3 separate regions of the Homo sapiens genome follow, and regions 1 and 3 are each linked to region 2. A link is an interaction called in ENCODE POLR2A ChIA-PET data of the cell type or tissue named here. Cell type or tissue: MCF 10A. All regions are shown on one strand.

Region 1 (2,500 bases), 78 kb before region 2:
CAGTTTGTTTTCACTGTAAATATTTTTCACAGCTGAGCTATGCAGGATACTGTTATTTTATTTTCTTTCTTGTATAGCACATTAAAATTTTGTTGCTTGGTATTCTATTTATTTACTATTTATTTATCCCCAAATTCTCAAATAAGGTCAAACACAATGGCACATCTCTTGGTTCTTGCATGTGTGCATGTGACATTTTTCTTGGGCTCTCTGCTTGCTCATTCTGTTCTGGACTGTTTACTCTTGAGGCCTATGCACAGCTGTTGACCTGGAATTTGTCCTTAGCAATCACGTTGGGAATTCTTGATTGACCTGTTTATTGGATGCCATCTCTTTTGGTTTTGACCCTCTTTTGGGGAGGCACATTGCCTGGCTGCTTTGTGAGAAAGCATGTGTAGATGGAATTTTTTTGAGATCTGGCATGTGTCAAAATATCATTTGGTCTTCCCTTACATATGATTGATAATCTAATTTAAAGTTGGAGATTACTTTCCCTGGGAGTTTAGAGGGTTTGTTCCATTTTCTTCTGCTTCCAATTTTGTTACAGAATTGTTGCATGCTCTTCTGACTCTATGTACTTTGTATGTGACTTGTTTCTTTTCTTTTTGGATGCTTTTAGGGTATTTAAAAATCCCCCAGTGTTCTGAGCTTTTCTTGTAATCCACCTTGGTATGTCACTTTTTCATTCATTGTGAAGACTGTTCTCTTTTTTGGAGTTCCTATTTGTCAGATGCTGGAACTCTTGGATTTTTTTCTCCAATGTAATTATTGTTTAAAAAAAAATCCCTGGCTGTGTGTGGGCTTACACCTGTAATCCCAGCATTCTCAGAGGTCAAGGTGGGAGGATTGCCTGAGCCCAGGAGTTCCAGACAAGTCTGGGCAACATAGTGAGTCCTTATCTCTTCCAAAAAAAAAAAAAAAAAAATTAGCTGGGTGTGGTGGTATGCGCCTGTAGTCCTAGTTACTCGGGAAGTTGAGGTGGGAGGATCACTTGAGCCCAAGGATTCGAAGCTGCAGTGAGCTACTATTATACCACTGCACTCCAGCCTGGGCCACAGAGCAAGACTGTGTCTCAAAAAAAAAAAAAATCCTGATTTTTATCCTTTTATCTTTTTGTTCTACTTTAGGGGAACATTTACCTCTATTATCTATTAACCTCTCTGTTGATTTTTTTATTTCTGTGATTATAATATTAATTTCTAGGAGCTTTTTCTTGTTCTCACAGTATCTGTATTTTATAGCATCCATTCTTTATTGCTTTGTGGATGCAATATGTTTTACCCTCTTGGGGTTCTTAATTATGTATATTTGAAGTCTTCTCCCTGCATTGACCCTGTTCCCTCCTGAAGTTCCTGTCTGTCATGCTGGACCCTATTTCACATGCTTGGTGTTCATCTTGTCATCTTTATTCATGAGGAGGCACAAAGCAAGGCTTTGTCAATTGGTGGCCTCGCATAAGATGACCACCTCTTTTCAGAAGTCACCTTGTCTTCCAGTTTTGGTATCTGTAGATCTCTTTTCTTGGGCAGGTTAGTTTCTCCAGAAAAGTCTCCAGTACCAATCTCCTACTGGCCAGTGCTCTGGGAACCCAGCAGAGGAAGGGGCTGTGGAGTGCATAGTTCCACTTAGTCCTTCTCTTTTTCAGTCAGTCCCTCCACCTGGTCACTGTTCCTAGTGTCCCCGAGTGCAGATCTTCTCAAGCTTAACCTTTGCTGAGGTGGGAGGAGGGGCATAGCAAGCTTCATGGTTTAGCAAAGATATGGAGTTTTACTCCTTAAAATGACTTGCAAGCCATCCCCCAGTTTTCAGTGCTGCCTCCATCCTGTCTTCTCATCCAAACCCCACTTAACTGTGTCTTAACTTACACTTTCCTCAAGTTCTTTGCCGCATACTGGTTTGTTACTTCCTGACAATTCTGTCTATAGACGTTTATGTTTTGTCTGCCCCTGCTTTGAAAATTCACTCATCATTGGGCCATTTTCCAAAAATGTTTTCCATGAATTTTGTCCTCTTCCATTCTCTCTTCTCATGAACTTATCTCTGCCTCTCACTTACTGTCATTTAGGGGTGGTTTTGGGAGGGAATGGAGATAAGCACCGGGTTGTAATCTATCACATGTACCTGATAATCCCTGGTGATCAACTTGTGAGATTCAGTTCAATTTAGATACCTGGTTATCTGGTCCATTAAGGAAGAGTTCATTTGATCACTCTATACTTTTCAGTTTTATTCAGAGATTATTACTCTCACTGTCAAAATGAACTAAGTGATACTGTTTTGTTGGTTTGAGAATATAATAGAAAAAAGGTCAGTTATCTCTAAAGTATACATTCCAAGTCTGACCTCAGACCCAGTTATAAGCGTAACATAATATTTCCACCATTACAAAAAATAATGACCTTCATTGCCTGGAGCCATAATCACAGTTGGGTCAGTTTTTCTTAGATTTCCTATTAGGTTGACTTGAGTTGGGTCCAAGCTGGAAGAAAACATTCTTTTC
Region 2 (2,500 bases):
GAATGATTAGCACGACAATTAAACAATTATTTATACTAGTGGTAGAACAAATTCAAGGTAATAGCGTACCTCCAAGAAGTTCACAATAGTTAGGGAGATGCATAAATCCTTTGCTTCTCAAACTATGCAGGAGTATGCCCTTGGGATCTTACTGAAATGCAGACACTGATTCAGTAGGTCTGGGTTGGGACCTGAGATTCTGCATTTTAAAAATTCTAATTTTCAGTTGTAGAAATTTGCATTTTAAATAAACTCTCAGGTGATATTGATACCCCTGTTGCTTAGACACTTGAGTGGTGAAACTGAACTGTAAGCTGCAGAAAGAAGGAATCCAATCTTTGTTCCCTGCCATATCCTTAGTGCCTAGAATAAACAGTGCCCAGGACATTCTTCTTATTTTTACTGATTTACTTTTGAGACAGGTTGTCTGTCACTCTTTGCCCAGGCTAGAGTCCAGTGGTGCAGTCACAGCTCACTGCAGCCTCAACCTACTGGGCTCAAATGGTCCTCCCACTTCATTTCCTGAGTAGCTGGGACCACAGGTACATACCACCAGACCTGGCTGTTTTTTAATTTTTAATTTGTAGAGACAGGGTCTCCCTATATTGCCCAGGCTGGTTTCGAACTCCTGAGCTCAAGCAATCCTCCTGTCTCAGCCTCCCAGAGTACTGGGATACAGGTGTGATGCAGAGTAGTAGGATACTGTATCTCAGGATACCTGGCTCCTGAGACATTCCGGTGTTCAATAAATATTGTGGAATAAATATAATTACCTCAAAATATAGTAGTCCTTGTTCACAGTTTCACTTTCTGTGGCTTCAGTTACCTGCAATACACCGAGGTTGGAAAAAATTCCATGGAAAATTCTAGAAATAAACTATAAGTTTTAAGCTGCACACCGTTCTCGGTAGCGCAATAAAATCTTGTGCCATCCTGCTTCATCCCGCCCAGGATGTGAGTCATTGCTTTGTCCTGCACACCCATCCTGCCTATGAAACCGACCTGTGAGTTGCTTAGTAGCCGTCTGTCTCTGTTTCCAGATCAGCTGTTGTAGCATTGCAGTGCTTGTGCTCAAGTCACCCTTATTTTACTTAATAATGACCCAAAGCACAAGAGGAGTGACGCTGGCAATTTAGATATGCCAAAGAAAAGCTGTAAAGTGATGTTGTTTTATGTATTTGAAAATCTCTTTAATGTACGGCTTCATCAAAGGCAGCTGAATTTGCTTATCTGCCTTTATCCTTAGTGTATCTCAGTAAATTTGGTTTTGGTTGAAGTAGGTAAAGAAAACCCTGCTGGCCTAATACAGATACATAGGTTAAAAAGGGACGACTATTTTAATAGTTGTTCAGGCAATTGTGGATATTCTTTTTTGATGTTACACCAAAATTCCATAATTTCTAATTTCTTAAAGATTAGTTTTAATGTGGAATCTGAAATGATAATAATAAGCTTGTTTGCACTCTTATATTAAAATCTATTGGTCTGTCATACATTTTGAGTGGATATTTATCCATACATAATTTTATAACATCATGCGTTGGTTATTTGGAACATATTGGTTCAGTGAGTTATGAAGATCTTCCAAATGTTGAAACATTTCATTATGCAATATGAAAATATTACATCTGTGAATCTTAACCATCTCATTAGAAAAGTCTTCCATTATTGGGAAGCTGTCAAGCTCACTGTGATAGATACAAGTTTTCCAAAATTCTGATTTTTGCTTAAAAGCTTGCATTTGATCATTGCCAACAAATAGTGTCAGTTGTTTTCCTTGAAGTGACAGGTCCACCTCATTTATTTTTGTGAAAATGTCTACCCAATACCCAAATTTGAATAACCATAGTTTGTCTGTCAGTTGTTCTTTCACGTAAATGAGGTATTGTGTGGAGAAGCAGCTAGTTCAACTTGCAACTCAATCACGTGTACTTTTCCTTGAAATGACAGCCCTACTTCAGTATGCCATGGAAGCACTTTATGTGTACCTTCATTAAAAACATAATACTTTGGGGTTGAGATTTAATAAAATTAATAATTTTTACCGCTTCAAGGACGTTATTACATTGGGGAACACAATAACCACTAATATAGCTTATGCTACTGTCTTGCTTCATGCTGAGATGCCAGCAATGTTATCATTTATTTTTTGTGCCCTATCACTTAAATGTCAACACAGTGAAAAGGGTTGTAAATAACATCTGAGTGTTATGAAAATAGCTTCAATCTCTGAGACTCCTCGAAGTTCCCTTTGGGAACTTCTGCTCTAGGTATGAGGATCAGTGCTCTTAGCAATTTGGTTGGAAAGAAGAGTCTTTGAAGAATGATAACTGTGAGAGAGAAAGTCAAATAGGTAGGTAGAGGCCAGAGAATGTGCTAATGTACTTAACTGACCTTGCTTTTGTTAATGAAACATGAGTGATGCTTATGAGAAAAGGAATGCCCTTTGTAAGGTAGAGTTTAAAGAAAGTATATCTGATATTGGTGGCTAGAATATGTT
Region 3 (2,500 bases), 110 kb before region 2:
GTTCAGATTTCACCTGTTACCCTAATACTGTCTTTTATACCCGCCTCCCAATCCAGGATGAGTCAACAGTCATTCATTGAATTTTGTCTTTTTAGTTTCCTTTAATCTAAAACAGTCACCCTGTTTTTGTTTTGTTTTTGTGGTTCATGGCATTGGTGTCTTGAAAGATACCTTTGTTTTGTAGAATGTATCACAATCTGGTTTTGTGTGATTGTTACCTTATGATTAGATACAGATTAAGCATGTTTGGCAAAAATGCTACATAGTGACTGTGGCGATACCTACTGTTCCATTGTCCTGGAATTGATTATGCCGAGCACCACTTGGTTGAGCTGGTCTGCCAGAACTCTCCGTTTGTAAAGATGCCTTTTCTCTTAGGTAATCTGTGGGGTGATATTCTGAGACTGTGTGTGAGTGTTCTGTCCTACAACAACCCTTTCTAGAATGGTTTTAGCATGTATTAATGATTGTTGACTGAATCAGTGATTGCATTGGTAGTTGCAAAGTGGGATTTTCTTCTGCTCTCCCTTTGATATTTATTAGCTGGCATCCTTTATAAAGAAGAGTTTCCCCCATTATTTTTTCAATGAATATTTGTGGGTTTATGGTTTCTTTTTTAATCCAATGTATTATAGTTCATCAACATCATTCTTTTTTTTGAGAAAGGGTCTCACTGTGTTGCCCAGACTGGAGTGCAGCGGTGTGATCTCAGCTCACTGTAACCTCCGTCTCCCAGGTTCAAGAGATTCTCCCACCTCAGTCTCTCAAGTAGCTGGGACTACAGGCACCTGCCACCATGCCTGGCTAATTTTTGTATTTTTTTGTAAAGATGGGGTTTCACTGTGTTGGCCAGGCTGATCTCAAACACCTGGCTTCAAGTGATCTGCCTGCCTTGGCCTCCCAGAGTGCTAAGATGATAGGCATGAGCTACTGTGCCTGGTCAACATCTTTTTTTTTTTGTTCAAACTGCCCCACTTTTGGCTATGAGGAGCCCTTTTAAAGCTTCTCCTCCTATGTCCTTTTGTCATGTCTGCATTAGCATTTGAGCACTCCCTTGCTTTTTGGCACAGTAAGATGTTCTGGGCTTATCTTGTACTTTCTCTGCCCAGACCCAACTATTTCTCCAGTAAGCAAAAGTATTTAGAAACCAAGATCTAGGTACTTGGGATTTTCTTTAAAAATGTACCTAATCTAGGCCAGGCACGGTGGCTCACTCCTGTAATCCCAGCACTTTGGAAGGCCGAGGTGGGCGGATCACGAGGTCAGGAGATCGAGACCATCCTGGCTAACACGGTGAAACCCCATCTCCATTAAAAATACAAAAAATTAGCCTGGCGTGGTGGCGGGCGCCTGTAGTCCCAGCTACTTGGGAGGCTGAGGCAGGAGAATGCCGTGAACCTGGGAGGTGGAGCTTGCAGTGAGCTGAGGTAGCGCCACTGTACTCCAGCCTGGGCAACAGAGCAAGACTCCATCTCAAACAAACAAACAAACAAAGAAACAAAAAAAAGTGCCTAATCTATAAAAAGTTAAAAGTCATTAATCATTTAAGTTCATCCACCCATTTCCCAAGATTATTCCCTTGGTGGCATCAAGAGTTTTAGATGTTCACCAATGAAGGGAGAAGGCCATCCAAAGTGAAGGTCTTTGGGCTTTGGGCTAGAGGTTGAAGAGGAATGCACAAAGGGAAATGAGATAGTGCCAAAGATTAACTTAGATAACATTGGAATTCTGCCCCAGAAGTGACTTAGAGAGCCTGAGAATATAGTTTCTGTGTGTTTTCTAGGTAGACTCTGAAAATTGGTTACCCTTTTTTATATCCATTAATGGTAAGATAATTTATTCCCCTGAGCTATACATATGCTAATTCTTAAAGCAATTTAAGATGTGTAGTTTCCATGCCAAGAGTTCCTAACTGCTCTGTATTTTCAGAGTCAGTGTAAGGTATGTATATGTGAATGTATATCTCAGCATGTCTTTGAAAAATTAAGATTCATAGTTTTTATTTTGAATACTCATAATTGGACACAGTCTCTGGATTTTCTGGTTGATTATAATAGTTGGTTAATTCTTTTTTTTTTTTTTTTGAGACGGGGTCTCGCTCTGTCGCCCAGGCTGGAGTGCAGTGGCGCTATCTGGGCTCACCGCAAGCTCCGCCTCCCGGGTTCACGCCATTCTCCTGCCTCAGCCTCCTGAGTAGCTGGGACTACAGGCGCCCGCTACCACACCTGGCTAATTTTTTTTGTATTTTTAGTAGAGACGGGGTTTCACTGTGTTAGCCAGGATGGTCTCAATCTCCTGACCTTGTGATCTGCCCGCCTTGGCCTCCTAGAGTGCTGGGATTACAGGCGTGAGCCACTGCGCCTGGCCAATATTTGGTTAATTATTAAAGGTGCATATGCGCAGCATTTTAGGCAGCAACTTGTGGGACACAAAAGCCAGGAATTTCAAAATTTCCAAAACAATCATTGTGCATTTGATATAATGATAGAGTCTCTGAGGA

The links. Peaks named below come from ENCODE experiments on the same cell type or tissue, not always from the same donor. Only the 100,000 strongest peaks of a DNase experiment are listed, where the experiment ranks them.
Region 1: POLR2A ChIA-PET joins it to region 2 with 6 read pairs; 3 of 35 experiments call an interaction of 5 or more read pairs at or near these places.
Region 3: POLR2A ChIA-PET joins it to region 2 with 5 read pairs; 3 of 35 experiments call an interaction of 5 or more read pairs at or near these places.

Annotation. Positions count from the first base shown.
Region 1 is chr4:41,075,597-41,078,096 of GRCh38, reverse strand. The region is part of intron 3 of APBB2 (amyloid beta precursor protein binding family B member 2); the gene reads left to right. Among named protein-coding and RNA genes, the nearest start is that of APBB2, 140 kb to the left of the region's middle. In MCF 10A, no CTCF peak of the experiment used is centred here; no DNase peak of the experiment used is centred here.
Region 2 is chr4:40,997,361-40,999,860 of GRCh38, reverse strand. All of the region lies in intron 6 of APBB2 (amyloid beta precursor protein binding family B member 2), which reads left to right. Among named protein-coding and RNA genes, the nearest start is that of APBB2, 220 kb to the left of the region's middle. In MCF 10A, no CTCF peak of the experiment used is centred here; a DNase peak (open chromatin) is centred at 970.
Region 3 is chr4:41,105,470-41,107,969 of GRCh38, reverse strand. All of the region lies in intron 2 of APBB2 (amyloid beta precursor protein binding family B member 2), which reads left to right. Among named protein-coding and RNA genes, the nearest start is that of APBB2, 110 kb to the left of the region's middle. In MCF 10A, no CTCF peak of the experiment used is centred here; no DNase peak of the experiment used is centred here.